2 separate regions of the Homo sapiens genome follow, and region 1 is linked to region 2. Evidence: read pairs that join two places in POLR2A ChIA-PET (ENCODE). Cell type or tissue: PC-9. All regions are shown on one strand. Links, peaks and the distances in the headings refer to the core of each region. The heading gives the core; the rest is flanking DNA. Region 1 overlaps HMCN2 (hemicentin 2). Region 2 overlaps HMCN2 (hemicentin 2).

Region 1 (16,139 bases), core at 3,445-11,444, 63 kb after region 2:
CCCCGTCGCTACTAAAAATACAAAAAAATTAGCCAGACGTGGTGGTGGGTGCCTGTAGCCCCAGCTGCTCGGGAGGCTGAGGCAGGAGAATGGCGTGAACCCGGCAGGCGGAGCTTGCGGTGAGCCGAGATAGTGCCACTGCACTCCAGCCTGGGCGACAGAGCGAGACTCCATCTCAAAAAAAAAAAAATCCCGCCAAAAGGGACTACACAGCTATTGCTAACACTTTCATTTCAGGGCTTTCTACTTCCTCTGAAGTTAAGTGCACAACTATGACTGAAAAACCTCCTCCCCCTCCCTCGCCACACACTTCAGCCCCAAGGGTCCCCAAGGGATCACCCAACATGCTGGCCTGGGCCCTGCTGGTTACCCACGTCCTCACCCAAAACTTTCAGCGCCACTTCCCTCTTGCTCTCCCCAGCCAGGTTGGTAGCAGCACAAGTGTAGATGCCCTCGTCCCTCAGGTCCACCTTCTCAATCTGGAGGGGAGGGGGCAGAGAGTATGCCACAGGGCTGTCCAAGTGATGACGGGACATGGCGAGTGGCCAGGCTGCTGCCGAGCCCGGGGGCAGGAGCAGTGAGGCATGGGGACACTTTTGGCTCTGGAGGTAGAGTTATGAGCCAAGCACTTGGATTCCAGGGATTCGTCCGATCTCCAGGCATACCATTCCCTGTCCCCCCCACTGACATTTTCTCCCTCTGACAACTGAAGCTCCTAGGACCCGGAAGAGGCTGAGGCTCACCCTTTCAGGCTGAGAGGGCTCTGGGCCCTTCCTATGCCCAGCCTGCTGGGATTTGCTCAGAGTCTCCAGGAAGCCCCCAGAGCAGCCCCTCCACCTGTGCCCAGCTGGCTTGCCAGCCCTGGGGCCCCTGCACATACCTGTAGGTTCCCCCCAAAGGCTGCCAGGGCTACACCATCCTTCCACCAACGGAGGCTTGGGGTGGGCACCCCATCCCCTATGCACTGGAGGGTCACAGGCTGCAGGAAAGGAGCTGTGATGTTCTCACCCCCAATGATACTGACCGATGGGAACTCTGGGAAGGGAAAGAGTCAGGAAGAGCCCGAGTCAGAATCAGGAGGAGTACAGTGGGCACCCAGCAACCCCCTCGATGCCTGGGGGTGAGAAGGTGCCCTTGAAGGGCTGGCCAAAGGCTAGCATCTAGCTTCTGCCCACCATATCCCCTAGACGCATGGCTTAGGGGAAAGAGCTCTAGACTGGGAGCCAGCAGAGAAGTTATTCTCTTTAAAAATTCTCCCAACCATCTGTGCACCCATGCATCTATTCATGCATTTATTCATCTACCTATCCTTCTGTCTATCCATCCTTCCATCCATCCACCCACCCATCCATCATCTACCAATCCATCCAGCTAGCCATCCACCCACTCACCCTTCCATCCATCCACCCACCCATCCATCAATCCACTCATCCATCCACTCACCCTTCCATCCATCCATCCATCCCTCCATCCATCCATCCACCCATCCATCCATCTACCCACTCTTCCATCCACTCCCCCATTCATCCACTCATCCATCCACCCACCCACCCATGCATCCATCTACCCACTCATTCATCCATCCACCCACCCACCCATTCATCCATCTACCCACCCTTCCATCCATCCACCCACCCACCCATTCATCCATCTACCCGCCCTTCCATCCATCCATCCACCCATCCATCCATTTACCCATCTATCCATTTACCCATCCATCCACCCTTCTATCCACCCATGCTTCCATCTATCTACCCATCCATCCACCTTTCCATCCATCCATCCATCCATCCATCCATCCATCCATCCTCCCTTCTATCTGTCCACCCATTCATCCACCCTTCTATCCACCCATGCTTCCATCTATCTACCCATCCCTCCACCTTTCCATCCATCCATCCATCCACCCTTCTATCTGTCCACTCATTCATCCACCAACCCATTCATCCACCCACCCATCCATCCACCCACCCACTGATCTATCCATGCATCCTTATGTGTGCTGAGCATCTACTCTGTGGCCAGAACTATACTGGGCCCCTGGACACAGTCAGGGAAAGGCAGCTACCATGTTGCCCTCTCAAAGCTCACAGAGGTGGACAGTGGAGATGGACAACCAAATAAGCAATCCCAATGTAGTTGTTGGAGGGCTAAGGCATTGAGAGGCTGGGCAGTGCAGATGAGAAACATGGTAGAATCAAGGAAGGCTTCCTGGAGGAAAAGTATTTCAGGATATGCCTGAAAGATAAGGAGCTAGGCAGGCAAAGAGGAGGGAGAAAGTTCTGGGCAGAAGGAACAGCAAACGTAGACGAAGACAAGAGAAAGAGGGTTGATATATTAAAAGAACTAAGTGAAGTTCAGCAGATGGACAGAGAGGAAGCTGGGGAGAGGAGTGAGGCCTAGGGGCTGGTCAGGACTGAGGATAAGTGTGATAAGTGGCCCGGCCAGCCTCTCACACCTGCGTCTCTGTGGGGAACTGGGAAGTCCAGCCCAGAAACGCCATCCAGCAAAGACCAGCCCCGTGCCCTTCCAGGCCTGCCACAGCCCAGGCTCCACCCACCCCTGGCATCTCAGGCTGCCCACAGCTCCAGAACCCCAGGCGCCCACTCACCATGCACAGACACCTCCACCTCGGCCCCGGCAGTGCCCGCCTCATTGGTGGCCTGGCAGGCGAAGAGGCCTGAGTGGTCCAGCTCCACATGGTCAATGTGCAGTGTGGTCCCCTGCGAGGCCACCTGCACCCCAGCCAGCTCCTCGGCTGGGCGGCCATTCTGCAGCCACCTAAGGTGAGTAGGGAGGGGGGCGTGTCAACCTGAGACCAGGGAAGGCCAGGCCAGGCAGGACAAGCAGGAAACCTAGAAGTTCCTCCCACCTGCTCTCACCAGCCGTGGCTCCAGGCCTCTTTCCTACTCCTGGAAACAGGAAGCCTCTCTCCTGTCCACTTCCCCCCACAATCCGCAAAGCACACGCTCTCTGCCTACCCCCAGCCCTGGCCTCCACCACCCCAGACTCACTGGATAGTGGGTACTGGGGAGCCTGAGGCCTGGCAGGGAAGTTCCAGGGGCTGTCCCACGATGGTGGTCACCTGTCCCAAGCCTTCAGCCACCAGGAGCTGTGGGGGCACTGCAGGCAGAACACACTCCTGGGTGTTTGGAGCTGAGCAGCCACTGGCCTCAAACCCTCCCAAGTCCCCAGAGCCTTCCAAGCGAGGCCCAGCTGCACCTCACCCTCACGTCTCCCTATCAGTGGCCCTTCCTCCAGGAGGCCTTCCAGGGCCACCCAAGGCGGGTAAGGGGACACCCCGGGCTCCCCAAAGGCTTGGGCCTAATTATTTAACATCTGCCTCCCTGGCAGACTGAGGGCTCAGGAGTCCGGTTGGCCTTGTTCCCAGCTTCATTTCCAGTGCCGCTTGGGGTCAACACAGCACTAGGACCTGAGATGCTTCAGCAATGGATGGAAGAGCAGGCGAAGGCCCCACCCGCCCTGCTGGGACCATACCCACAAGCCGGCCTTAGGAAAGTCTCCGTAAAGGGCCATTCCATTGGCAGAAGGCAGAACGAGGTCCTCTGTCCTGGGTGACCCAGCCCAGGGTCCTGGGCACAGTCAGGGACCCTTGATCCTGGGGCTCCACCCTGCCCACTCCTAGCCCTGCCGGCCCCACAGCCCAGGCCTCAGCGTCCTCATCTGTGTCATGCAATGTGGGGACACTGGTTACTTCTCCCCACCCTCCCTCCACTCCAGGAGCTCTCTCGGGACAAGCACGCAGCAGGCCTGGGCAGACGTCCACAGCCCAGGCAGCTCTGAGTGGGGTGGGCCGGGCTCACCCTGAACCTCCACGGAGTACTGCAGGACGGCTTCCCCGGCAGGACTGCTGGCCACACAGCTGTACAGGCCACTGGATGCCTCCCCCGGGCTCTCCAGCCTCAGCACACTCCCGTCTGTCTCCAGCCGCGACTCGTTGCTCTCTGCCACGGGCAGCCCCTCGTGGTGCCAGGAGAGGGTGGGGGACGGGTGGCCTCTGGCCACGCACTCCAGCGCCACAGGCCTCCCAGCCACAGCCTTCACCACGTATGGTCTTCCACCGGCGCCCTCGATGGTAGGTGGGACTGGAAAAGAGGCAGGGGGCGGCTTGGGGACCACAGCTGGACGCTAGCCTGCTCTCATCTCAGCCCAACAGGCCCGCTGAAGCCCCTCACCGACCCCACTCCATGTGAAACACTTCCTTCCCTCACCTCCAGTGGCTGAACCCCTTGCTCAGACCCCGGGGCAGCATTCTCACCCTCCTCAGCCCCTGGGCGCGCCACCCCACCCCTGGGTGCTGACTGTTGCCTCTCCATCCCCGCTGCTACCCCGGCAAGCCCAGCATGAGTGGAAAGACGGCCGGCCTACTTGCATCCCCAGTGCCTATACACAGCAGGTCCAGTGTCTGCTGGACTCAAATAAGACCCCCAGGGCCGGGACAGAGCTCTGCTCCTGGAAGTCCCCTCCCTCCCTGGTCTCAGGAGGCAGAAGACTGGGGCAGACCTGAGCCCAGATGGCTTGGATTGGGGGGCTCCTAACTTAGCCAGCGATGGCCAAGGGGACCAGATGTTAACTATGCTTGGAGCCCATGGTGGCCACGCCAAAGGGGAAATTTCTCTCCTACCCTCAAGGAGACCCTCAAGTTGCTGAGCTGATGAAGCCATTACCAGGGCACAAGGGGCAACCGTGGCCTGGGAGATGCTTCTTAACCTTATTTGGGTGTAAGACGCTTTGAAAATTTAATGAAAACATACACATACACATTTTCTATTTCATTTCCTGGGGGACCTCGGGTCCCAAAATAAGACTCCCTGAGCTAGCGGCGGGGCCATCTTCAGAGGCTGCCGTGGAGCCCATGCAGCTCAGCTGCCCTTTGAGGTTCCAGTACCCAAGCCCTTTGCATCTTTGGAAGCCAGAGCTCCCAAAGTGACTCCCCACGGGGGGCCAGGCTGACCCCTATCAGCTTGCACGCTGCCCTCTCACACTTCACCGGGGCCCTGCTCAGACCCATCCAGAGCCACCGACACCCTTTCCTCTGAGTTCTCCTTCAAAAGTCCCCAGAGCCAAGCCCCTCAGGGCTGAGCTGATGCTGAGGTTCACAGCATGAGGTCTGGAGTCAGATCTGCCCGCGTAAGGACCGGGTTCCACCACCTCCTAGGGGTGTGAACCTGGGGAAACCTCTCTGCTCCAGAGCTTCACTGCGACCATCTGTAACTGGGGACATGAGAGCTCAAGTCCCTTTGCCAGCTGATCAAATGAGCTGATGCTGCAAAGTGCCCCTCTGGTCTAGCTTACAGAAGTGATGAGCTGAGGGCAGTTAATTATTGTGGTGGTCACAGGGTTCTGGGCATGGTTTAGTGAAAAGCCCCACACCATGAGGGGAGACCTGGATTCTACACTTAGCTCCGCCATGGCCTCCTAGACAGGCCCTTCCACTCCTGGCCTCAGTTTCCTTACAGGTATGAGGGAAGTCACATAAGCTGGGAGGACCCTTCTCCCTAGATAATGTCTTGGTCCCATTATCCTTTTGCCTCTGACCACTCCAAGTGGCCACCTAGCCTTCCTTTGGAGACAGGCAGGGGCCACCATGGCTGAGTCCCTCCCACTGCCCACCCCGGCTGCCGTGGCCCCTGGCTGCTCACCATAAACATCCAGCCTGGTGGCCTTCTCTGCGGCCCCCACAGCATTGCTGGCCTTGCAGGTGTAGACGCCGGCATCGGAGCTCTGGGCCCTCCCCAGCTGCAACTGCCGACCGCCCCTAGTGTAGACCACCTTGGTGCTGGTGGGGAGCAGGGCCCCGTCCTTGAACCAGGTGATGTTTGGGGTGGGCACTCCTCGAGCCTCACACAGGAGCTGCACTAGGTGGTCCTCCATGACGGCCACCTCGCCTGTCTCGTTGGAGCCCCAGATAGTGGGGGGCGCTGAGAAGGAAAGAGGTGGGGCTGGTCACAGGCAGCCGCTGAGGCCTCTGGCATCTTCCCCAGGGCAGCAGACTCATGCCTTTGGGCCACAAGACACACCACAGGCTTCCATTGCGGGGGCAGGGAAGGCATGGTGGACAAGGAGGGGAGGGGTCTGGGGACAGATGGGAGAGGCCAGCATGGGGACATGCTGGTGTGGAAGGTGCAGGAGGTGGGGGCGGGGCCACAGGCTTGGATTCTGGGCCCTGCTCTGCTCTAACATACTGGAAGACCAGGGGTGAGCCACTTCCCCTCTCTGGGCCTCAGTCTCCCCATCTGTGAAATGAGAGGCTGGACTAGATGAGGACTTCACACAGGGCTGGTCACTCACCACCGATGCTACCCAGGACAATGCTAGGGGCACATGGGCACAGCATGAAATAACTGCATCTCAGAATGGAATGGTTACGCCCCTCCCAAATCTCCTTCTATCCGGGTTACAGCAAGGAAAGGCTCCGTTTGGTGCTACTATGCATGTCCCTAACCTTTCTAGCACTTTCTACTCTCCGCTTTTTAGCACAGAGAGTGCAGATGCAGGCTGGGTGCCCTCTGCGGAGTCCACGCCTCGAGAATTTACAACATTGCTCTATGGGGTGTGTTTGTTTTTTCAGCTTCCTTAGCCAAGCGAAACTGGTTTTCTGCTTACAGTTTCGATATTAAATATCCTTTATAAGAATAAGGGATATTTAAATAAATGTGTTTCAGTGTAAGGAAGTGTGACTCATTTAAAGAAAAGTAAATCATAATTCCAAGTGGTATCAGAAGTAGTAAATTTGGGCCAGGTACAGTGACTCACGCCTGTAATCCCAGCACTTTGGGAGGCCAAGGCAGGAGGATCACTTGAGGTCAGGAGTTCAAGGCCAGCCTGGCCAACATGGTGAAACCCCACCTCTACTAAAAATACAAAAATGAACTGGGTGTGGTGGTGGGCACCTGTAATCCCAGCTACTCGGGAGGCTGAGGCAAGAGAATCACTTGAATCTGGGAGGGGGAGGTTGCAGTGAGCCAAGATGGTGCCACTGCGCTCCAGCCTAGGCAACAGAGAGAGAATTCATCTCAAAAAAAAAACATAAGTAGTAAATTTTTAGAGCTGGGATGGAAACCACGGATTTGGAAAATGCTGGGCCAGATAACCTCTATCCCCTGACCCTGACCCCAACCCCGACCCCAGCCCCCAGCTTTCTTGGACTCAGGGATCACTCACCAGGTCCCCCATTTCAGCCCTCACTCTCCCTCTAAGGCAGCGGGCAGCTGGGTGGGAAGCTTCCTGAGTAGCCTGTGGCGGGGTCCCAGAAGGCGTGGGGGCTCACCATGAACTCGGAGCTGGAAGTCCCTGGCCTGCTGACCAGCTGGGCTGAAGGCCACGCACTGGTATCGTCCCTCATCCCCCACGTGACTGCCGGTGATCCTGAGAACCTGGCCATCCTCCTGGACCTGCAGGTGAGGGCCTCCCGGAAGGACAGGCCTGGAGAGACGGGCAAGGGAAAAGCGCCAGTAAGGCCGAGGGGCTGGATGGGACACGCTGCACACAGGGAGTGTGTGGCTTGTAAAAAGCGAGGCTGGGCCATTCATTAGCGCCAAGAGGTGGGAGCAATGCAAAGGCCCAGTAAGCGAGGAATGGATCAACAACGTGTGGTCCGTCCATGCCACGGAACATTATTCAGCCACAAAAATGAAGGCAATTCTGACACTTGCCACAGTATGGATGAACCTGGAAAATATGCCGAGTGGAAGAAGCCAGACACAAAAGGCCACACACTCTATGATGCCAGTGATGTGAAGTACCCAGAACAGGCACGTCCATAGAGAAGGAAAGCAGGCTTGTGGTTGCCAGGGGCTGGGGAGAAGGGGACAGCGACTGGCTGCTGATGGGTCCAGGGTGTCCTTTTGGGGTGATGGAATGTCAGGAACTAAATAGAAGTGAAAGTTGCCCCATGCTGCAAATGTACTAAATGCCACTACACTGCACACCTTTTTTTTTCCTTGAGACTGAGTCTTGCTCTATTGCCCAGGCTGGAGTGCAGTAGTACGATGGCTCACTGCAACCTCCACCTCCCGGGCTCAAGTGATTCTCCTGCCTCGGCCTCCCAAGTAGCGGAGACTACAGGAGACTACAGACTACCGCCACCATGCCCGTATATATATATATATATTTTTGTATTTTTAGTAGAGACGAGGTTTCACCGTGTTAGCCAGGATGGTCTCGATCTCCTGACCTCGTGATCTGCCCACCTCAGCCTCCCAAAGTGCTGGGATTACAGGCGTGAGCCACTGCACCTGGCCCACTGTACACTTTAAAATGGCTAATTGTATGTTACGTGGACTTTTTTTTGGACGGAGTCTTGCTCTGTCACCCAGGCTGGAGTGCAGTGGCTTGATCTCAGCTCACTGCAACCTCCACCTCCTAGGTTCAAGTGATTCTCTTGCCTCAGCCTCCCAAGCAGCTGGGATTACAGGCGCCTGCCACCATGCCTGGCTATTTCTTTTTTTTTTTTTTTTGTATTTTTTTGTATTTTTAGCAGAGACAGGGTCTCGCTGTGTTGGGCAGGCTGATAGCTCCTGACCTCAGGTGATCTGGCCGCCTTGGCCTCCCAAAATGCTGGGATTACAGGCGTGAGCCACCACACCCAGCCCATTATGTGAATTTTACTTAGAGAAAAAGTGAGTTTAAAAAAAGAGGCTGGGCACGGTGGCTCATGCCTGTAATCTCAGCACTTTGGGAGGCCAAGGCAGGAGGATTGCTTGAAGCCAGGTGTTCAAGACCAGCCTGGGCAACAAAGCAGGACCCCATCTGTACAAACATTTTTTAAAAAATTAGCCGTTGTTGGTAGCGCACACCTGTGGTCCCAGCTATTTAGGAGGCTGAAGTGGGATGATCTCTTGAGCCCAAGAAGCCCAGGAGTTTGAGGCTGCAGTGAGCTGAGATCGTTCCACTGCACTCTAACCTGAGCAACTGAGCAAGACCCTGTCACCAAAAAAAAAAAAAAAAAAAAAAAAAAGGAAAGGCTAAGAGATGAGAAGACTTTGCTGAGGTAAGAGTGGGGTCTCCCTGGCTAATCTCCTGCTGGGTGGGAGGCGCCCCTACAGCCCTCAGTCTGGGCCCTGGGTGGCACATGCCATGCCTGTCAGCTCCCCAAGAAGAGTTCAACCTTCCCCAACCCCCACATCCAGCAGGCTGAGTCTGGGCACCACCACACGCCATCCTCGGGGAGGGGGGCACTCACTGCCTGTCCTTGGTCCACTCCACCTGGGGCGTGGGGACCCCTGAGGTCCAACACTGCAGCTCCACGTCTGCACCGGCCAATCCTAGCACCTCCTGAGCGGCCCCGGCTCCAAGCACGGAAGGAGGGGCTGGGGGTGAGAAGGCGTGAGGGGTGGGAAACTGTTCAAACCCTGCAAGCCCCGCCTACCACGGGGCCTTTGTCTGTGCAGACCCCCCAGCCTGGGCCCCCCTCCTACCTGACCTTCCTGGGAAGCCCCCCAAAACCCTGGCCAGAAGGGCTTGCTCTGGAGCCCTCAGCACCCAGACTGTTCTTTGGTAGCACTTGTGACAGTAATGATTTTGCTATTCACCTGTCTGATGTCTGTCCCCCAAGCCTGATAGCTCTGTGAGGATGGGGGTTGGGTCTGTCATGGGTCCCTCTGTGCCCCCTGCTCTCCGCAGGCAAAGTCTACCCTCTCCCCCGGTGTGCCTGCAAGAGTTGGGGCTACAGGGCCAGACACACTTGGGAGTTACAGGGCTCAGGTCTCACTCACTGAGCACAAGGAGATGGAAGTCCCTCTGGGCGGTGCCAGCCTGGTTCTCTGCCCGGCAGGAGTAGAGCCCAGAATCACCCTCCTGGATCCTGGGGAAGTGGAGGGACTGGCCCTCGTCCAGGAGGCGGTGGCCGCCCACCTTAGGAATCTGGGTAGGAGAGGCCAGAGGGAGCCAGTAAGAGGGGATCCAGCCACCACCCCCAGCATCAGTAATGAGGAAACTGAGGCCCGAGAGGTGGCCAGTGGCCAGAACGGTGCCATGCTCTCTGCCACGCAGCCCCTGCCAGGCTTCACTACATGACCACTATCCTCCACTGCCGTGAACCCCAGAGCACCACCAAAGACACCTGTCACATCTCCCTGCCCCACCTTGGCACACGCAGAAATGCCCATCCAGAAGACCTGTCCCCAGCCTAAATCCCACCCATACCCCGCCCACCCTAGGGGGACACCCACCAGCTGCGCGTCCTTCAGCCACACGATCTCAGGGACTGGAAAGCCGTTCGCGTCACACTCCAGCGTCAGGGACTGCCCGGCCATACCCGACACGTTGGCCTTGCGCCCGTCCTCCCGGATGCTGGGGGGCACTTGGGGGCAAGGAGAGCCGAGGAGCTGCTTCCCTGCCCCCTTAGAGCCACAGCCGAAGGGACCTCATCTGGGCCATTCCCTCCCCTTCGTCACTGGGGTTGGAGAAGGTCTGCCTGTCCCCGTCCGCCCAGCCACAAAGGGTCCTGTGGACCTGCAGATGGCCGCAGCAGCCTTGCCCTGGGACCCACACACCCCCAGTCGTGCCCAGGCCCAGGTGTCACCCTTTCTGACTCTCAGCTTTGCAAGGTGCTGGAGTCCCCTTAGATCCATCTGGTTCTACACCCAACCTGGTGTCACAGTGACCAGGGAGGGTCCCCCTGAGTGAGAATCTCTGAAGGTGAGGCCTGGCCACGCTTTTGTAACAAATGTCTTGAGCAAGTCATTACAGGGCTAGCCAGAGCAGCTGGTCCTGGGGAAGCAGCAGGTGGCGTTAGGAGCTGGTAGAACTGCCCAAGCGGGGCCAGTTCATCCTGCCGACAGAGACCACTCCCCAGCCCACCCACACTGCCCGTGTTAAGGAGGGGTTCCTTTCCTCTGCACATAGCACCCTGGATGTGGGGGTGGGCGCTCTCCCTGCTGAGGACAAGAATGTGAGAAGAGACCAGGGGTAACAGTTTTAACCCGGAGGTGGGCTCTGGGGCTCTGCACTGCCATCCGTGCTCATTTTTAAAAATAATTTTTTAAGTTTATTTTATGTAGAGACAGGGTCTCTCTCTCCCAAACTGGTCTCGATCTCCTGGGCTCAAGCAATTCTCCTGCCTCAGCCTCCCAAAGTGCTAGGATTACAGGTGCAAGCCACCATGCCCAGCCAAGGGGTCATTTTAAAATGCCTTCACCTCTAGACCAATCTCAAAGACACTGATGGAATTCCAGGTGCTTCCCCCATACTGTCTCCGTGGGGGTCTCTCTAGGGAAGTGGGGTGTACAGTGCAACCTGCCACTCTCCCAGCCCCCTCAAGCCCTCCCTGTCACTGGCACCTGGTGGCAGGACCTGATTCTCCTGTGTAGGAAGCTTTCAGGCCCCGGGGAACTGGCACTGCCACACCTGGGCACGCCGTGGTACTGTCAGACCCCCGGCTTCACTGTGGGCCTCTGGCCGGATGCGGTCCTGGGAGGAAGACAGGCCCGTCTCTGGGTCCCTGCCGCTTTCCTCTCTTGCCCCCAGCTCTGGGTCCCTGCTCACCATAGACCACCAGCTTGGCTCTCCTGGACGTGGAGCCCACCTCGTTGGTGGCCTGGCACTCGTAGTCTCCACTATCCGCAGGTGAGACGGAGGCCAGGAACAGAGACCCCTCCTCCAGCACTGCCACACCTGGCTGGCCATGCAGGGGCTCCGAGGACGGGCCCTTCCTCCATGTGACCTGCGGCTTGGGCGTTCCTGGCAGGGTGCATGGAGTCATCAGTACAAACACCCTGACACCTTCCCCTCCACACCTGCACTGTCTCCCACATGTCTCTCCTGTGCAAAAGGGGCTGACGGTCCAGCGATGACTCCAGGCACCTCCGTCCCCCCGAGGCTGGAAGGAGCATTTCCCTCGGAGCCGTGGGAGCCCCCACACCCGCCACCTACCCACACTGCCCATCCATACAGCCTCCTAGGGTCCCTGAGGGACCAAGGCGGGGACTGCAGGCCTGTTTTCTGGTTCTCTTCACAGCAAGTCCCCAGTCCCCTCATTTAGAATTGCACCCCAACAGGCACCCCCAGCCCCTGCCCTCCCTGCTTTTCAGCCGTCGTCCTCCACTTTCCAGTGATCAGAGGACGCGTCTATGCTCCAGGTCTCTGTTGTCTCTTTTCCGTGTCCCCCACCCGACGAGGGCCAGGCTCTTTGTTTTTTTCCCTGCTGCCACCGCCAGCCTCTAGCACAGTGCCCGGCACACAGTAGGCACTAAATCAATGAACGAGCCAAGCCTGCCGTGCTCCAGCACCCTGCGTTGTGCCCTGGGGTTAGGGCCTGTGGGAGGCCCCAATTCTGCTCAGCCTGCTCCTGCTCCTCCCTCCACAAGCCTGGGTCAGTCACTTTGCCAGCCACAACCCCCAGCCCCACCGTGAGTGCCACACCCCCCTGCCTCCAGCCCCACCGTGAGTGCCACATCCCCCAGCCCCTTGATCTCTAGGACACGCCCCATGTTGGTCTGTGCACACAGCCTGGTACACAGTAGGTGTGCCAGAAACAGCTGCCCACTGGGCTGGAGTGGAGCTTTCATTCACGGGCCCCAAGGACAGAACCTGCCCAGAGGGGGTCCTATGTGAGCTGAAGCTAACAGCCCAGTCCTCCAAGTGACCCCTTTGAGGCACACTGCCCAGAGGTCGCAGCGTGAGCCCCAGGCACACACTCTGCTGCTGCCATCCTGGCCCTAGCTCTCACCTGCCCCCTGACCTCCGCCAGCGCTGACTCAGGGGAGCCTGTGGGGTCCCCACACTTGCAGATCGGCACGTCACTCCCACCCGCCTTCTGCTGCTACCGCTGGTCATCAGGACTGTTGTAGCTAACACTGATTATCATCAGAAAGGGCCGCCCCTGGCAGCGGGGGCCCAGGGGTAGACACTTATGCTGTGGGCCGCTCACTCTTTCATCCTTGGAAGGACCAGTAAGCATGGTGGCGGGGAAGACATGGCATGTGGAAGGCACACTGGCATCATCTCTGCAGGAGGCTGCCCTGCCCCCTCCGCCCTACCCTGACCGCCCACCGTAAAGTGCCAGAGACCCTCCCTGCTGGCATGAGGGACAGGGAGGGCCCAGGGCCCTGCTCCATGTCCACCCACGCTCTGGGTGTCCTTGGGCAACTTACTGAATCCCCCTGTGCCCGTTTTCCTCTGGAATCCTCTGCCCAGAATGCAGGCCAGAATGTCCCACCGCCAGGGGCTGCTACCCCCACTCCCCACTGTGGGGATACACACCACACACACACAACACGATACACACACCACACACCACACTACACACACGAAACACCATACACACATACCACACACAAACATACACACCAAGCACTACACACACCACATACTATACACACCAAACACCATACACATACCACACATGACATACATACCAAACAACACACACACCACACCCTATACACACCACACACCACATACACACCACATACTACACACACCACACACCAACATACACACACAGCACACACACACCACACACTACACATACCACACATACCACATACACACCACACACCACAAACATACACACACACAGCATACATATCAAACAACACACACACCACACACCACGTACACACCATACACTACACACACCACACACCATACACATACCACACACAACATACACACTACACACCACACACCACACACAATACATACCACAAACCACACTACACACACCACCATACACACACCACACACAATATACACACCAAACACTGTGCACACACCACACACCACACACAATACATACCACACACCACATACACACCATGCACTACACACTACACACACCACACACACAACATACACACCAAACACCATGCACACACCACACACACACCAAAACTATACACACCACATACACAACACATACAACATATACACCAAACACTACACACTACACACACCAAACCACACACACAACATACATGCCAAACACCACACACACACACACACACCACATACACCAAACACCATACACACACCACACACACAACATATATACCAAACACTACACACACCACACACACCAAACACCACATACCACATACACATCACATGCTACACACCATACACACAAACACCATGCACACAAAACACCATACACACACACACACCACACATTCACACATACGCACCACACACTACACATCATACACACACACTACATACACATCAAACAACATACACACACCACACACAAACATATACACCAAACACCATACACACATCACACACTACACACAACACCATACACATACACACAACATACAAACACTACATACACACCCCACATACCAAACACCACATACCACATACACACCACACACTACACACCACACACACCACATACATACACCACACACAAACACCATGCACACCACACACACAACATACACCAAACACCATATATATAGACCACACACACACAGAACACATACATGCACACACCAAACACTATACAACATACATGCCAAACACCACACACACACACCACATACTACATACACACATCACATACACACAGAACACATACATGCACACACATCCCACACATGACACATACACCACATACACACACTACACATTCGCACACTCACACACATGCACACCCCCCTCTCATCTTCCTCAGCTTTCCCCTGAGAGCCCCTGTACTTCCCGCCACGCCGGGGGCCAGGCCTTCCGAGCTGCAGGTCGGGAGGGGTGATGGTTTCTGCTGTGGAACCTTGTTTACCACAATCTCAGCCTAAAGTGCTCTAGTGCAGGACGGCCCTGAAGCTCTGTGACAAGGAGGACAAGGAGATCCCCGGGCACCAGCTGCTGCCCAGGGTCCCTCACGCCGCCCCCTCCCCACTGTGCAGAGTCCCACACACCACACACACCACCAAGTGGGTGTCCAGGCTCTGGGCCTTCACGCCCCACCCCACCCCACGAGGAAGAGGCAGATGGTGTCACTGCAGGGCCCAGGGAGTCCCCATGAGGGTGCTGGGCTCAGTCCCAACCCTGTAGCCCTCAGAGCGCTCCGAGCCCAAGGCCACAGGGCTGTGAAACAAGGCCCTCCTGACCAGGAAGGAGGCCGGGGCAGCCCAGGCGGCAGGCCTGGTGGGGAGAGGCAGTGCTATCAGAGGGGATTTGGGTGAGGCTGACAGGCTCAGGACTGGTCCCTGACTGACCAGGGCTGTGTGTGGCAGTCAGGGGCTGGGTGGGTCCCACCTTCCACTGTCTCCCACCTCCCAAAAGCGCAGAACGGCTGCTTGCTGTTAGCAGAATCCAACGCAAGGTGGCGCCATAGTCAAGGGCCGGGGACCTGGGTCGGGGAGGGTCGGGGGGCCAGGTGGGCAGGTCGGCAGCTCTGCACCTGGGGATCCAGAGGGGCTCCCAGAGCTCCCACCCAGGTCCTCCCCTTGCCTAGGTGGGTGCCATCCCTGCTTCTACCTGCCTCTCCCTGAGTCCTTTTCTGGGGCCTTCCAGGGCGTCCTGTGGCTCACAGAGCAACAACCAAGACTAGAGACGCCCCCCAGGCTCCTGTCAGGCTTTGGTGACCTGCCACTTGCTACCAGACACCAGACAGCACCCTCCAGAGAACCTCAGCCCCACAGAGGGGAGGCGGTGCTCCCAGCCATGCAGGAGCCCAACGCCGAAAGAAGCAACTGAGGCAGTGGCGGGGGCTGAGGAGGGATCTTCTGGGTGGGGCCGTGGGGTTCACAAAAAGGCAGAAGCCAGGCATCCACCACATTTCCTGAGCCCTCCTAAGATGCCAGCCCTGTGCACGCGTGGGGTCCCACTGAGTTCCCACAGCAGCTCCATGCAGAGGGGCTGGTACAACCCCGCTGTACAGACAGGGAAACTGATGCTCGAAAGGAGATAGAAACTGTCCTGAGTTACAAAACCAGGAAGGGCCAGGGCAGGGTTCGGCGCTGGGCAGCTGACCCATGGTGGCTATCGGCCCCACACCGTGCTCCTGCCCCAAAGACAAGCCCAGAAAAGCTGCTTTGGCCAGAACCACTGAATCCATCCTCTGTGGGAAAGTCAGGGGCATGGGGAGAGGCGGGCTGACCACGAAGCCCCAACCCACAAGGACCCCGGGCTGCCTCAGCCCTGGCGATCACACCCCCAGATGCTGATGG
Region 2 (16,139 bases), core at 3,042-11,041:
AGGAAATGGAACCCAGGCACGGCAGGCAAGCCACCGCCAGCTCTCTCAGACATGGAGTGACGTAGCAGCCTCTTGTCCCCCTACAAGGCCAGGATTGGGACCTGCCAGGCTGATGGGGAAGGAGGAAAAGCAGGTTTTCAGGAGGGAAAACAGGTTTAGAAGCTCCCAAACCCTGAACTCCCTTCACCCACCCATGCCCCTTAAGGAAATCGTCCCACAGAAATCTTCAGGGCCACACACAAAGATACGCAGCACGGTGTGGCTTTGGGGAATGGAAACTAGGAAAATAAACTACGTTGCTCATTTGACAAAGCCAACACGAACGAAGATAAAAAACGTTCCCATGGAATGATACGAAGCCAATCAAAAAGCTGTGGACCGATGTGTATCATAATTGGATGTCTTCCAAGATAGAGGAAGTAAAAATGGCAGGTTATAGAGGGTGTAAATTTGACATTTGTAAAAAGAAAAGTGTATCTCCTCTATCCAGAGAAAACAGTGTGGAAGAATGTATCTCCCCAAATAATTGCTTAAGCTACTTTGGGTCACTGAATTATGGGAGAGAATTACCTTCTTCTTCACAGATTTCTATAGTATCTGGCCTTTCTACAGTTAACATATATAAAGGAAGAATATTTGTTTCTATTAAAAAAAAATAAGGAGGCTGGGTTATGGATTGAATGCTACCACACCACCCAAAATTCATACGTTGAAGTCTTAACCCCCAGGACCTCAGAATGTGACCCTATTTGAAGATAGGGTCTTTATAGAGTAAGTCAAGTTAGAATGAGGTCATTAGGGCAGGCCTAATCCAACATGACTGTGTCCTTATAAATAGGGAAGTGTAGACACACACAGGGAAGATGAAGGCAGAGGTGGGGGTGATGTTTCGACAAGCCACAGAATGCCGAGGACCACCACCAAGACCCTGGGAGAGAGACCCAGACCAGATCCTCCCCACAGTGTTCAGAAGAAACCAGGGCTGCTGACAGTGTGATCCTGGATTTGCAGCCTCCAGAACTATGAGACAATCAGTGTGGCTTAAGCCTCCAGCTTGTGGTGTTTTGTTTTGTTTTGTTTTGTTTTGTTTTTTTACCAGTAGCCCTACAGAACAAATACAAAGGCCATGTACATAGCTCTGTGGTTGGGACTGGGGCCTGCCAACAGGAGAGGGTAAGAAGTGGGACGGGCCGGGCGCGGTGGCTCACGCCTGTAATCCCAGCACTTTGGGAGGCCGAGATGGGCGGATCACGAGGTCAGGAGATAGACACCATCCTGGCTAACGCGGTGAAACCCCATCTGTACTAAAAATACAAAAAACTAGCCGGGCATGGTGGCGGGTGCCTGTAGTCCCAGCTACTTGGGAGGCTGAGGCAGGAGAATGGTGTGAACCCGGGGAGCAGAGCTTGCAGTGAACCGAGATTGCACCACTGCACTCCAGCCTGGGCAACAAGAGTGAGAGACTCCGTCTCAAAAAAAAAAAAAAAAAAAAAAAAGAAGTGGGACGAAGCCCTGAAATACATGGGGGTCTGCTTAGACCCAAGGCTAACTCTGAGACTGCATCTCTGGCTGGGGGGTCAGAGAACCGCTGAACTTTCAGAGCTGCATAGGTTGGTACCCTGCCCCGGCCTGTGGGAGATAATGAGAGCAACGGCCAGAAAGGGTCCCACATTTGGTTGGCAGTGGGTTTCACGTGGATTTCCAGGTGGCCAAGTGTCAAGTCCCAATTCCAATTAGCTGAGAGGCGCTGCCTGGGAGGGCTCATTGGAGAAAGATTCTGCCAACGCATGTGGTGATAGATTAGTGATGTCTGCCAGGGACAGCGAGGGAGATGCATCGCCACACATAGGGAGTGTTCCCATGTGGTGATAGATTAGTGATGTCTGCCAGGTACAGGGAAGGGGACACATCCCCACATATATGGAGTGTTCCCTTCAGAGGCACAGGCCACAGAAATAATATCTTATGACTTGCCTTTATGCAGGTCTGAATCCATTTACTGTGGTTTCTCAGGATAGATCTTTTCTTAATTTTAAAGTTGGTCTGACCCAAGGTAGAAGGGAGCTGATTGAGGAATCGAGATGGCAGGGGTCCATCCCACCAGGAAGCCATTTCTTTTCCAACCACCTGCCACGGCCAGGCAATGTGTGATGCCTGGGACATGCACTGATGCACAGACTTTTCACAGCAGCCCCCGAGGGCACCGGGGATGCCCTTGTCTTCCTCTGCCTGCTTCCAGGGGCTGTGCAGTGTCCAGACAGAGGACATGCATTTGTGCCAGTTAAGCAGGAACAACCTGTGTTCCCTGTCCAAGATGAGCAGCAAACAGCACCTCCAAGATTCAGTTTACCCAACTGTAAACGGGCAGGGTAGGGGTTCATTCTGGGCTTGTGATGAAGCAAAGGGAAGAGGTGGGGAGCTGGCAAGGCAGGGGACAGGTCTCCCATAAGCACCACACAATCCCCATCGGCAAGAGATCCTGCCTCTGTCCACGAAGGTCCAGACAGGGATGCCCCATACCTCTCACGACCAGGAACGCCCGGGCTGTGGCAGAGCCCAGGAGGTTGTGAGCGACGCAGTCGTAGGTGCCTGCATCCCCAGTCTCCACGTTCTCCAGCCACAGGCTCCCATCGGGCAGGGTCCGGAGCCGCCGGCTGGCCCGCAAGGGTTGACCCGCCTGTAGCCATTCAATGGTGGGTGTGGGCTCTCCAGTGGCCTGGCACCGCAGGGCCACGTCATCCCCAGATCTCACTGTCATGTCCTGGGGCTCCACCTGGAACACCGGAGCACCTGTGGGAGGCCCAGGTGGCTTTTAGGAACATTTAATTATTTTTGCATATTCAAGTGGGATATGTTCATTTAGACACACTGGGAAATCCAGAGAAGCAGAAAGAAGAAAATAAGAACTGCATAGGATCCTTCCACCCAGTCATCGTTCCTGAATATTTCCCTCTAGACACTGTTTCTTTATGAAAATATGATCATATGGCCGTATCTGCTTTTATTTTATTTTTTGAGATGGAGTCTCACTCTGTCCCCCAGGATGGAGTGCAGTGGTGCGATCTCAGCTCACTGCAATCTCTGCCTCCTGGGTTCAAGCGATCCTCCCATCTCAGCCTCCCAAGAGCGCCTGCTACCACACCTGGCTGATTTTTGTATTTTTAGTAGAGATGGGGTTTCGTCATATTGGCCAGGTTGGTCTTGAACTCCTGACCTCAAGTGATCCACCCGCCTCAGTCTCCCAAAGTGCTGGGGTTACAGGCATGAGCCACCACGCCCGGCCATCTGCTTTTATTTTTCCTCTGCAATAGATCGTAACTACCTTTCCATGCAGTTACATATCTGTTGTTAGTGGCTAGGTAGTCTTCTATTGCCTGACTGTATTGGGATTGGCTAAATGAAGCCTCTCCTATAGGACAGTTAGACTGCTTCCAATGAAGTGGGGGGCCATCTGTCAGAACTGCCTCTAGTTGATGCCAATGAAATGGGCAAACTCGTGCTCTGTCACCTACTGTGGGTGGCTCTCACCAAGTCACTCCCTGACCCTCAGTGTTCCCATCTGAAATATGGGGATGATGCTTCCTGTCCACTTACTATTATAGACCCTCCTGGAAGGCTAGTATGGAAAGGATGGGAAAGGCCCAGTGCTGGTGAGGCTGCGGAACAAGCAGAACTCGCACACACTGAGGTGGAAATGCAACGTGCTTCAGCCAAGGTGGGGCGCTGTGTGCCTGTGTGTTCGCTTCCTGCAGATGCTGCAGCAAGCTGCAGAAACACAGGAGAAACTGTGGAGGCCAGGAGGCCCACATTAGCCTCACTGGGCCAAAGTTAAGGTGCCCTGCTTCCTCCAGAGGTTCTGGGGGAGAGCCCATTCCTCACCTCTTCCAGCTTCTGCCCCACCAGCATTCCTTAGCCTGAGGCTGCAACAATCCATCCTCTGCCTCTGTCTCCACTTTACCTTCTCTTCTCTCTCTCTCTCCCCTGCCACACCACCCCAGCTCTCTGTCTCTCTCGTTTTTTTTTGTTTTTTTTTTTTTTTTGAGACGGAGTCTCACTCTGTTACCTAGGCTGGAGTGCAGTGGTACGATCTCAGCTCACTGCAACCTCTGCCTCCCGGCTTCAAGTGATTCTCCTGCCTCAGCCTCCTGAGTAGCTGGGATTACAGGTGTGTGCCACCACGCCTGGCTAATTTTTGTATTTTTGGTAGAGACGGGGTTTTGCCATATTGATCATGCTGGTCTCAAACTCCCGACCTCTGGTGATCCACTCTCCTCGGCCTCCCAAAGTGCTAGGATTATAGTCATGAGCGACCATGTCCGGCCCCGGCTCTCTTTTATAACAATACTTGCAGCTGGGTATGGTGGTTCATGCCTGTAACCCTAGCACTTTGGGAGGCTGAGGTGGGTGGATTGCTTGAACCTAGGAATTTGAGAAGAGCCTGGCCAACATGGTGAAACCCTATTTCTACTAAAAAATACAAAAATTAGCCAGGTGTGGTGGTCTGTGCCTGTAATCCCAGCTACTTGAGAGGCTGACACAGGAGAATTGCTTGAACCTGGGAGGCAGAGGTTACAGTAGCCGAGATTGCGCCACTGCACTCCAGCCTGGGCAACAGAGTGAGAATCCATCTCTAAATAAATAAATAAATAAATAAAACACTTGTGATAGCATTTAGGGGCCTCCGAGATAATGTGCTCACTTTAAGATCCTTAACTTAATTACATTTGCAAAGATTCCTTTTCCAAGTAAGGAAACATTCACAGGCCCTGGGGACTAGGACCTGGACATATCTTTGGAGGCCATTCATCAGATACTACCACAGCCAGTGTGTCCTAAAGTGGAACACATGTGTACTGTGAGACCTAGCGCTTCTGCTCCTGGACGAATACCCCAGCACAGGTGTGTGTGCGTGTTCACTGGAGGGCGTGCGTAAGGTCACAGCAGCCCTGTTCTTAACCGCCCATCACTGGAAACTAACCTAGAGTGGAATACATGAATAAACTGTGGTACATCCATGTAGCAGAAAAACACACAGCAATGAGAACCAATAAACTAATTCCACGTGAACAATATGGACGAATGCCACAAATTATGATGTGCAAAAGAAGAGTCTACGCAAGAGCACGTGTGGGGTGATTCCACTTAAATGAAGGTCGAGGCCAGGCGCAGTGACTCACGCCTGTAAGCCCAACACTTTGGGAGGCCGAGGCGGGTGGATCACCTTAAGTCAGGAGTTTGAGACCAGCCGGGCCAACATGGTGAAACCCTGTCTCAACTAAAATTACAAAAATTAGCTGGACAAGGTGGTGGGTGCCTGTAATCCCAGCTATTTGGGAGGCTGAGGCAGGAGAATCTCTTGAACCTGGGAGGTGGAGGTTGCAGTGAGCCGAGATCGCGCCACTGCACTCCAGCCTGGGTGACAGAGTGAGACTCTGTCTCCAAAAAAAAAAAAAAAAAAAAATAAAGCCTCTAGAACTTTGGATAAGAACAGTGGAAGCCTTTGGCCCTCCTGCCTGGGGCTGTGCCCATCCCTACCCCACCGTGACCATCACAGTGGTTTTATTAGGGATGGCTGTGAAAAACAGCAGCTTTTGCCACCCCTGGGGGCTGCCTTGATGTGCAGTAGAGGATGAAAGTATGCCCTGAGAAATATCATCAGGAAAAGGGGCAAAACTGGTAGGAGCCAAAAGGGAAATGGCTGCTGTGCTGGCCTGCGGCATGGCCCTGGCTGAGAAGAGCAGGGACCCAGCCAGCAACTGAACGGCGAGAACCTGGAAATGAAGGAGCCACGGACAGGCTGGATTGGCTCCCCACAATCCCTGGCCATCGTGGGAAATATGCACCTGTGCAGGGGAGACCTGAGGGGTACAAAGGACAGTAAACCGAGGCCAACTTGAAAACTGCCTGAACTTCAAATTACTCCACAGCCACGTTTTGCTGAGATTTTCTGTTTTTTTCACTTGTTTCAAGCATGTTGACAACTGCTCACAGAAGCATCCCTGTCAGCTAGCCTGGGCAACATAGCAAGACCCCATCTCTACAAAAAATAAATAAAGTAGCCGGGCATGGTGGTATGCACCTGCAGTCCCAGCTACTTGGGAGGCTGAGAAGTGGGAGGATTGCTTGAGCCCAGGAGGTCAAGGCTGCAGTGAGCTGTGATTGTGCCATTGCACTCCAGTCTGGGTGACAGAGCAAGACCCCATCAAAAAATAAAAAGGAAATCCTTACCAGATGACTCAAACATCTGTGCTATCTCAGTTGGTGTCTGTTGAGTATCAGTTCTCATTCAAGCTGAGATTTTTCCTTGTTCCTGGTATGATAAGTGAGTTTCAGTATGATAAGATTTGGGCTCTTATTTAAATCTTCCATCTTAGCAGACCTGGAACACTGCCAGGGGAAGGAGGTGCCACTCACTTCTGCTAGATGAGAGTGGAAGTCCGGGTTCCCCACGTGGCCTCCATGGACACCCGGGAACAGGGAGGGTGCCTCATTATTGCTGGGGATCGGTGGGAGTTGGCGCTTCAAGTGGGGCTCTGCTGGCACCATCCTGGCTGGGAGGGAGAGGGGCACTGCTTATTGCTCCCCACTCGGCCTGTGTAGGCGAGGGGCTTCCCACTCAGTGGTGACAGTGGTGACAGTTCAGTCTTGGTCAGGCACAGTGGTTCATGCCTGTAATCCCACCACTTTGGGAGGCTGAGGCAGGTGGATCATTTGAGCCCAGGAGTTTGAGACTGGCTTAGGCAACATAAGGAGACCCTGTCTCTACAAAAAATAAATACATAAAAATAAAAATTAGCCGGGTGTGGTGGCACGTGCCTGCAGTCCCAGCTACTTGGGAGGCTGAGATGGGATGATCACCCGAGCCCAGGCTGCAGTGAGCCCTGATCATGTCACTGCACTCCAGCCTGGGCAACAGAGTCAGACCTTGTCTTAAAAAAAAAAAAAAAAGTCCTTATCAGATTACCTGATATCTGTACTATCTCAGTAGGCATCTGTTGTCTGCTTTCATTGAGATTTTCCTTGTTCCTGGTGTGTAAGTTGAGCTTTTCCTTGTTCCTGGTGTGTAAGTGAGTTTCAGTATTGTAAGACTCGGATTTTTATTTAAATCTTCCGTTTTTGGCAGAGCTATAAAACTGCCAAGAAAAAGTGGTGCCACTCACTTCCGCCAGGTCAGCGTGGAAGCCCAGGTTCCCTATGAGGCTTCCATGGTCAGCCCGGAACAGGGAGGGGTGCCTCATTACTGCTGAGCATGGGTGGATGGGTGGAGGCACGCCCACACCGGGCCTCTGCTGGCACTACCCTCGCTGCCCACCTGGCCACACGGGGGAGGAGCTTCCCACTCAGTAGATGACAGTGGTGACAATTCTGTCTCCTCATTAGGTGTCACCTGACAGCATCCTGCTCCAGTGTGGGGAGAGCAGTGCCTCGGTACAGGGGCGAGGGTGGAAGTTAGAGGCTCCCAGTTGGTGTGATGATGGGGCAGGGGTGTTTTTCATGGTGTTTGCCTCCCAAGTAGCTGGGATTACAGGTGTGCGCCACCATGCCCAGCTATTTTTTTTTTTTTTTTTTTGTATTTTTGGTAGAGATGGGGTTTCACCATATTGCCCAGGATGATATCAAATTCCTGAGCTCAAGCGATCTGGCTGCCTCAGTCTCCCAAAGTGCTGGGATTACAGACACGAGCCACCACACCCAGTTAGGGGTTGTTATTTACAAGTTTTCTTTCTTACTATGCTGTCCCTTTCCTAGTCCTTTGCAAGAGAGGACAGGCTCTCGTTGAGGTGCACATGCCCCCGTGTGTGTGTGTGCGTGTGTGTGCGCACGTGCACATGCGTGTGTCTGAGCCCACTGGTGGTTCCAGGTTGTTGGCTTCTCAAGTATGCGGCCCAGGATATAAGGGACAAAAAGAAACACCAGGGCATTCACCACCATGCTGCTCCTCAGGTCCCAAGATCGGTAGTCTATCCTCCTTCTTTTCTCTACTTTTCAGAGGCTCTTTATGTTTGCTTCTATATAAAGTCCAAGGTGTTTAGCTGTCCTTAGCAAGAGAAATAGGGAGAAGTGCATCTATACCATCTTGTCTGGACCACAAACCTATTCCATGCATGACAAAAACTCTCAACACACTAGGTACAAAAGGGGAACTTCCTCAGCCTGAGAAAGGGCATCCACAAAAACTCACAGCTAACATCACGCCCCATGGTGAGAGACTGACTGCTTTCCACCTAAACCAGGGAACCAGGCAAGGATGGCTGCTCTCGCTGCTTCAACTGTGTACCAGAGGGTCCAACCAAGGCAATAAGGCAAAGCAAAAAACTTCAAGGTACGCAGATTTGAAAGAAAGATAGTCAAACTGTCCCTATTCATAGATGATATGATATCAATTCAACTGTATCTCTACATATTAGCAATTACAAATCCAAAAATCAAAGAAAACAATTCCACCCAAAATAGCATCAACAATAATAAAAAGACTTAAAATCAATTTAACAAAAATATAAGACCAGTACATTCAAAACTACAAAACATCACTGAAAGAAATTCAAGATCAACATAAATGGTACTGGAACAATTGGCTATCCGTATGCAAAAAAGGAAGTTAGACCCTTACCCCACACAAAGATTAACTCAAAATGGATCACTGACCTAAATGTGAGAACTAAAACTACAAAAATCGTATAAGAAAATGTAGGGCCCAGTGGCTCCTGCCTGTAATCCGCACTTTAGGAGGCCGAGGCAGGTGGATTGCTTGAGGCCAGGAGTTCGAGACCAGCCTGGGCAACACGACGAAACCTCGTCTCTACTAAAATTACAAAAATTAGTCGGGTGTGGTGGTGCGTGCCTGTAATCCCAGCTACTTGGGAGGCTGAGGCACAAGGATTGCTTGAACCTTGGAGGTGGAAGTTGCAGTGAGCTGAGATCTTGCCACTGCACTCCAGCCTTGGCACCAGAGTGAGACTCTGTCCCAAAAATATTAAAACAAAAAAAAAAAAAGAGAAAGAAAGAAAAGAAAAGAAAAGAAAAAGACGACCTTAGATTAGGCAAAGATTTTTAAAAGGTGTAACCCCAAATACATGATTCAAAAAATACACAATGGATAAATTTGGACTTCACCAAATTTTAACACTTTTGCTCTTCAAAGTCACCATTAAGAAAATGCAAAGACAAGCCACAGACTGGGAGAAATATTTGCAAATCATGTATCTGATAAAGGGCTATATCCATGCTATGTAAAGAACTCTAGAAACTCACTAGTAAAATAAACAACTCCATTTAAGAATGAGCACAAGCCCTGGGTGCAGTGGCTCACTCCTGTAATCCCAGCACTTTGGGGGGCCAAGGCAGGTGGATCACCTGAGGTCAGAAGTTCAAGAGCAGCCTGGCCAACATGGTGAAACCCCGTTTCTACTAAAAATACAAAAATTAGCCGGGTGTGGTGGCGTGCGCCTATAATCCCAGCCACTCAGGAGGCTGAGGCAGGAGAAACGCCTGAACCCGGGAGGCGGAGGTTGCAGTGAGCAGAGATGGCACCACTGCACTCCAGCCTGAGCAACAGAGCCAGACCCTGTCTCAAAAAATATTAGTAACAATAATAGTTGTAAAAAAAATACATTACATAAAATTTATCATTGAACCATTTGTAAGTGTACACTTCAGTAGTGTTGAGTATTTGACATTGTACAATCTCCAGAACTTTTTTCTCTTGCTAAACTGAAACTCCGGACTCATTAAATTCTAACTCCCCCTTCTCCCCTCCCTGCAGCCCCTGGCAAGCTCCATACTACTTTGGGTCTCTATGCTTTTGGCCACTCTAGGCCCCTCATATAAACAGAATCATACAGTGTTTGTTTCTTTGTGACCGGCTTTTTCCACTTCGCATAATGACCTCAAGGTTCATCTATGTTGTAGCCTGTGTCAGAATTGCATTGCATTCCTTTTGTTCTTTTTTTTTTTTTTTTTTTTGAGATTGAGTCTTGCCTGTCAACCAGGCTGGAGTGCGATGGCACGATCTTGGCTCACTGCAACCTCTGCCTCCTGGGTTCAAGTGATTTTCCTGCCTCAGCCTCCTGAATGACTGGGATTACAGGCGTGCCACCACGCCCAGCTAATTTTTGTATTTTTAGTAGAGACAGGGTTTCACTATGCTGGTCAGGCTGTTCTTGAACTCCAGACCCCAGGTGATCCACCCGCCTTGGCCTCCCAAAGTGCTGGGATTACAGCTGTGAGTCACCGAGCCCAGCCCTAGAATTTCCTTCCTTTTTAAGGTTAAATAATATTGCATTGCATGAACGGGTGAATTTTATGGTATGCAAATTATAACTCAATAAAGTTTGTTGTTTTTTTTTTTAAAGAGGCAGAATCCAGGACAGTGATTATTGGGGCAGGGGGCAGTAAGCAGAGGTGGGCATGCTGGAGGCTGGGAGCCGGCACTGTCCTATTTCTTTGATCTGGTTGCTGGTTAACTGGGTGGGTTCGCATTGTAAAAATTCATGAGCTCTGCACTTAGGATCCTGGCTCTTCTCCACAGGTGTTCATCTTCAATAAAACATTTTCTACAGAATCCCTATTGAGACAACTTCACAGTGTTATTCTGAGGCTCAAACAGCGCCTGGTAAACTACGAGCTGCTTGGCACATGCGAGAGCTGTCGCGGTGATCTTGACGGCTGGTCTGAGTTTTAAATGCCCAGCTCCCCCAGGCCCAGGTTGCCAGGTTTTCTTTAGCTCAGTCCTGAGTCTCAGTCACCCCACATTTGGGAAACATTTGGTAGGATTCAGTGTGTGTTCCAAGTAAGTATTAATGAAAGAATTCCAAGTCCCAGCCCTGCCGTCTGCCCTCTAGGCTGCACACGCCACCGCTGTCCCCGAGCACACTTCCCACGTCCCCACTCTGCTGAGGCCGAGACTCACTCTGCAGGACGAGGATCACCACTTTCTTCGCCACGCCCATCTCATTCTCTGCCAGGCACTGGTACCGTCCCGCATCGTCCCTCTGCAAGTGGGCACAGGAGAGGAGGCATGGTGCTCAGAGAAGAAGATGAGTGGCTCAGACAGTTGGGTAGGGGACTGAGGGCAGCCAGCCAGCAAGGGGCTTAGGCTGTGAACCAGCCAGGGGCACCTGATCCCCCGCAGAGCATCAGAAGGGCCTCTGTGACCACTTGTCAGCAGACATGCAAAGAGAATCCAGCCCCTTTTCACACCCGAAAACAGGGGGCTGTGACTACGGTCCTTGTTGCCTTAGGTGGAACAACTTGCTGGAAAAGCATGGTGTAGATCCACCTCTTCCAAACTGTGTACGTTGAAATCTTACTGTCCCATGGCACATTATTTGAGACTCCTTGGAGAACAGGGTTCCATGGTCAAGTAAGTTTGGGAGACATTGAGTTGACAACATGTTATGGTACTTTGGAAATCAATAACTATAGGAAAACAAGAACATGAGACACCTCTGTTGTATGAACAGGATGGCAGTCTGAACTGCAGGACCTCTCAGGGCATTTATTGTGCCAGTGTGCAAAGTGAGTCTTCCAGAAGGGAGATCGTTTGCAGCGTTTCCCTAACAGGTGACCCATGGATATGTGATGGAACTCAGGTGGCGCGCTGGCTCACATCACTTCTGAGTGGCAGCGCCACCATCAGATGGGCCTGGGGCAGCCTGAGGCCACGTCCACTCCCAGAAGATGGTATCTGGGGGGCCACACCCAAGGGACTGGGGGGGATAGCATGGCACAAAGTTAAGAGTGTAGGTTTGGAGGTCAGACCAACATGGGACTGAATCCCAGCCCCACTGCTTACTGCCCTCAGCCCATTACTTAGGACATTTTCATGCCTCTGGAGCCTCAGTTACCCCTTCTGTAAAATGGGAGTGATAACTGCTAGGATCTTATAAGCATCACATGGAATAATGCTTGCTAAGTGCAAGGCCCCGTGCCTGGCCCACAGTTAGTACTTGGGTAACAGGAGCCATTATTACCACTGCTCTTACTACTGCTCTTATTACTAGTCCTATTATCATTACTACCCAGAGAAAGGCTCCCAAATGGGTGAGATCAAGGCCCCTAAGATGAACTTGAGTCAGGACTGACTTGGGGATTTCTGCACAATCACCAGAACTTGAGACACAAAAGGGAAGTTGAGAGGGGCTGCCCCAGGGCCCAAGGCTTTGGAAACAGCACGGGGCCTGAGGCAGGAGACCTGGGGGTGGGGGCGCTGCCTCCTGCACTTATTGGTTGTGGGCCTCTCTGAACTTCAGTGTCTTCGTCTGTAAATAGGGAGCACTATTACCTGCCTACCCTACCCCCTGAGGTTGTTAATAACAACATTTTGGAGGCATTACCCACAGATCACTCTTAAATAATGGGTATGAGACATCTCACTGATTTCTAATTACAATCCTATGAGGTAGAACTAATTCGCTCCATTGAATGGGTGGATGACGGAGGAATGGAAAAGCCCAGTTGGCTGGAGGTCAATATTGGTGGTAGTGGGAGGATATCTGAGGAATGGGCAGGGAGGTGCTTTGTACACTGCAGAAGCAGAGGGGGCAATAGGAAGAACCCTCTTGAACAATCTGAAAAAGCGTAGAGTTGTCCTCAGTGGCCCCACCCAAGGTGCCAGGCCCCGCCTTGCCTCAGTCCTGCGGATGGTCAGCGAGCCATTCTGCAGCTGGTGCCGGAGGTGGCTGCCCCGCAGTGGAAGGCCATCTTTGATCCAGTGGATGTCCGGCACTGGGTCTCCACGCACCACACAGTCTAGCTGAATGCTGCCTCCTACAGGTTCCACCAGGTAGGAGAAAGCCTCCCCTTGTAGGACAGGAGCCTCTGCATGGGGTGACATCGAGCAAGTTGTCAGAAAAGAGGTTGCCTGCTGGCTCAGCCTCCCATAAACCCCAAAGGACTGCCCAACTCCTGCCTCCAGGGGCCTCCAGAGGCTTCTGCTAGCACAGCATGGTTGTGTTTAGTCAGTGCATCAGGGACAGCAAACAGTGTTCATGTCATGGGTCAAGTCACAAAGACTGGCAAAGACTTTCCAAGAACTGTGCTGAGAAGCATTTGAAGCTGAATGAGAATGGTGCTGTGATTGATTAGTGATGCCTGAGATGGGCACAGGCAGGAAGGCAGTGTTACGCGTGTCATATACTCTCTTTCACAGATGGATTACACTAGCAGCGGAGTACCTGCCAGGTACTTTGGAAATCAATAACTATAAAAAAACAAGAACCCTAGACACCTCTGTTGTACAAAGCAACGCTATGAGATTCATGCTAATCTCAAAACACTCTTCGATGCTCTGGACTGGCTTATATCCTTCCTGGTTTCCTGAGGTTGGATCTACCAAAAGCTGCAGTTCTCTTTTGGTGCCTGGGGCTGTTCATTCCCCCCATCCAGCCCCACCCATCCTGAGGTTGTGCAAACTAAGACACGTTGTCACCGAGGGCTCCTGTGCTACTCCTGGTGGATGAGTAGGTCATAGGGGACAACTGGCTGGCTGGCAAGCTTCTGGCATTTTTCTGCCAGGATGCCCTGGCCTCCATGCTCTCCTCCAACCCTGGCACCATCCAGCTGCAGGTAGTGCTGTAGGGCAATTGGTCAGATTCCAATTCTACCTGCAGCCAGGGTCGTCTTGGGAGTGTCAAAAATACCGATGCCTAGGCCTCACCCCAGAGAGGCTGGTTTACAGAGTTGGAAGTAGAACTTGGACTTCAGAATTTAAAGTCCCCCAGGGGATTCTAACATGCAGCCAGGGTGGGGAACCACTAGTTCAGAGGACAGGAGGCTGGGTTCTTAGGAAACCAATAGATTGGGTCCCAATAGACTGGAGGTCTTGAGAGAGAAGCCACCTGGGGAATGTGCCCTACCCTTCACGTGGACGAAGCTGACCGCCTGCGTGCGGCCCACTCTGTTCTCCGCCCAGCAGACATAGGTCCCGCTGTCTTCTCTGGAGACAGCGGCCCGCTGCAGCGTGCTGCCTCCATCCTGCTCAGACACCCCTTCTGTGGTGGAGAAAGAGAAGTCGGGTGCAGGGAACTCCTGCCCTAAACACTTCCCTGGTGCCTGGGTACCTGCAGGAACTTAATAAAAATGCAGAAACAGATGGGAGTCCCGGGTGAAGGTTGATCAAATCAGACACGTTCCTGGGAGGCACAGGCCACACTGGAGGCTGCGGTTAATGAACCTGCCTTCTACCATCTTCCAGTGCACACTGTGTGTTTGATAAACGGTCAAGGGCAGGTTTTTGGGGGCCTCTCAGCACAGGACACTTACTGAAACACTGCCATGATTTCTAGAGAGAAGGTTTCTTTTTTTTTTTTCTTTGAGACAGTTTCACTCTTGTTGCCCAGGCTGGAGTGCAATGACGCAATCTCAGCTCATTGCAACCTCCACCTCCCAGGTTCAACCGATTCTCCTACCTTAGCCTCCCATGTAGCTGGGATTACAGGCATGTGCCACCACGCTCAGCTAATTGTGTATTTTTAGTAGAGATGGGGTTTCACCATGTTGGCCAGGCTGGTCTCGAACTCCTGACCTCAGGTGATCCACCTGCCTTGGCCTCCCAAAGTGCTGGGATTACAGGCGTGAGCCACCGCGCCCAGCCGAGAGAAGGATTCTAATAATGAACTTTTCCTTTGGGGTGGGCCATCACCTCTAGGAGAGGAATACAGACAAGCAGTACCATCAATTGGGCATCTACTCCGGGCCAGGCCTGTGCCGAGCACGGCCCCTCCATTGTCATTCTGTCCTCAGGACCCCTGGTTATGTCCATTTGACAGATGGAGAGCGGCGCTCAGACAGGCTGAACTATTATACCTGCCCAAGGTCCCTCCCCAGGAAGTGGTGGAGCCGAGCAAAGCCTTCACCACAGGTGAGCACGGGTATTCCACACCTGGGGACTCAGAGTTAGGAATGTGTGATGTCATATCCTAATGTAGGAAAGTATCATTTTGCAGTGGAGGGGACTTAGCAATTTATCAATTCAGCAAACATTGAGTACCCAGCAGGTACTCCACAGGCCCTGTGTCTCCCTAGACATCACCTGGGTTTCCGGTAGGAGGACAGAGTCCCCACGGGCCCCCAGCAAAAGGGGTTTGCTGAGGGTCCCACAATGGGAGCAGCAGCTCTGGACTAGAACACAGGCCTCCCCTTCCTGGCCCTGAGGTCTCTGGGTTGAGTCTTCTCAGGTGGCCTCTTGCCAGCTCTGATATATGGCTTGTCACATATGGCCACAGCTGGGTTTGCCCTGTCCCCCTACATAGGGCCACGTTGGAAGACCCAGAACCAACAGGGCTGGCTGACAACCTCTTCCTTTCCACTAGGTTGGGTCTCCCCACCTGCCCTCCCTTCTTAACCTCCCGGTGTCCTGGCTCTCTGTCCCACCCATGCCCAGCAGACCCAGACCTGTGACTGGCCGGTCGTTGACAGTCCAGCCAATGCGAGGGGTGGGGCTGCCCCGGGCTGCACAGCGAAGCCACAGCCTGTCCCCAAGGCGCAGGCTGCGGTCCCCAGGCAGGGTGGTGAACACAGGCAGTACCAGGATGGTGAGGTGCACGCGGCGGCGGGCCCGGCCCACGGCGTTCTCAGCGGTACAGGTATAGGTGCCTGCGTCCTGGCCCTGTGAGCAAAGAAAGGGGTTGGCCGGAGAACTGCCCCACCTCGGCATAGGTCAGGATGCCCCTGACCCTTGAAGGTTCTCATGGAGCATCCAGCCCAGAGAGGGGAAGTGACTTGCCCAAGGTCACACAGCTAGCAAACGGGTCAGCATCACCACCGTGCCCCTGCCCAGCCCTGCAGCATTCACATGCTCTACTGCTTCATAACCCCAGCCCTGACTGCATGATCGCAATAGCCAGTGTTTACCAAACACCTACTGTGTGCTGCCCTGTCCTCAGAACTTGACCTGCACTGCAGGCCTTGCTTTTGGTGCCCTGATAGAGGGCCCAACAGGGGCTCCAAGAGGAGGAGTTTTATGGTGCATTCAAGCAGGGCCGGTGCGCTCACCACTGCACCCCCAGGCTCCCTGGGTGGCCGGGTCCAATGCCTCTGACCCCTCTAGGTGTGTCCACTGAACCCATCTGGAGAGGGTCTCATCATAAAATTGCAGAATCTGATGAGTGCTGAGGGGAAGGAGGTTGGGGGTCCCACCC

Evidence for each region. Peaks named below come from ENCODE experiments on the same cell type or tissue, not always from the same donor. Only the 100,000 strongest peaks of a DNase experiment are listed, where the experiment ranks them.
Region 1: POLR2A ChIA-PET joins it to region 2 with 11 read pairs; 4 of 35 experiments call an interaction of 5 or more read pairs at or near these places.

Annotation. Positions count from the first base shown.
Region 1 is chr9:130,342,730-130,358,868 of GRCh38, reverse strand. HMCN2 (hemicentin 2) reads right to left here. Exons shown (of 98, transcript NM_001291815.2): 26 at 11,509-11,703; 27 at 10,194-10,324; 28 at 9,738-9,885; 29 at 9,206-9,332; 30 at 7,292-7,446; 31 at 5,664-5,942; 32 at 3,825-4,106; 33 at 3,015-3,123; 34 at 2,612-2,781; 35 at 881-1,035; 36 at 383-479. Among named protein-coding and RNA genes, the nearest start is that of HMCN2, 85 kb to the right of the region's middle. In PC-9, for the core only: no CTCF peak of the experiment used is centred there; a DNase peak (open chromatin) is centred at 6,638; H3K4me3 peaks cover 381 bases; H3K27ac peaks cover 1,964 bases.
Region 2 is chr9:130,405,423-130,421,561 of GRCh38, reverse strand. HMCN2 (hemicentin 2) reads right to left here. Exons shown (of 98, transcript NM_001291815.2): 82 at 15,394-15,607; 83 at 13,857-13,991; 84 at 12,629-12,819; 85 at 10,910-10,991; 86 at 2,521-2,790. LOC107987134 (a long non-coding RNA gene) reads left to right here. Exons shown (of 3, transcript XR_007061816.1): 3 at 1-317. Among named protein-coding and RNA genes, the nearest start is that of ASS1, 31 kb to the left of the region's middle. RefSeq lists an enhancer at 1-551. In PC-9, for the core only: no CTCF peak of the experiment used is centred there; DNase peaks (open chromatin) are centred at 6,331 and 7,061.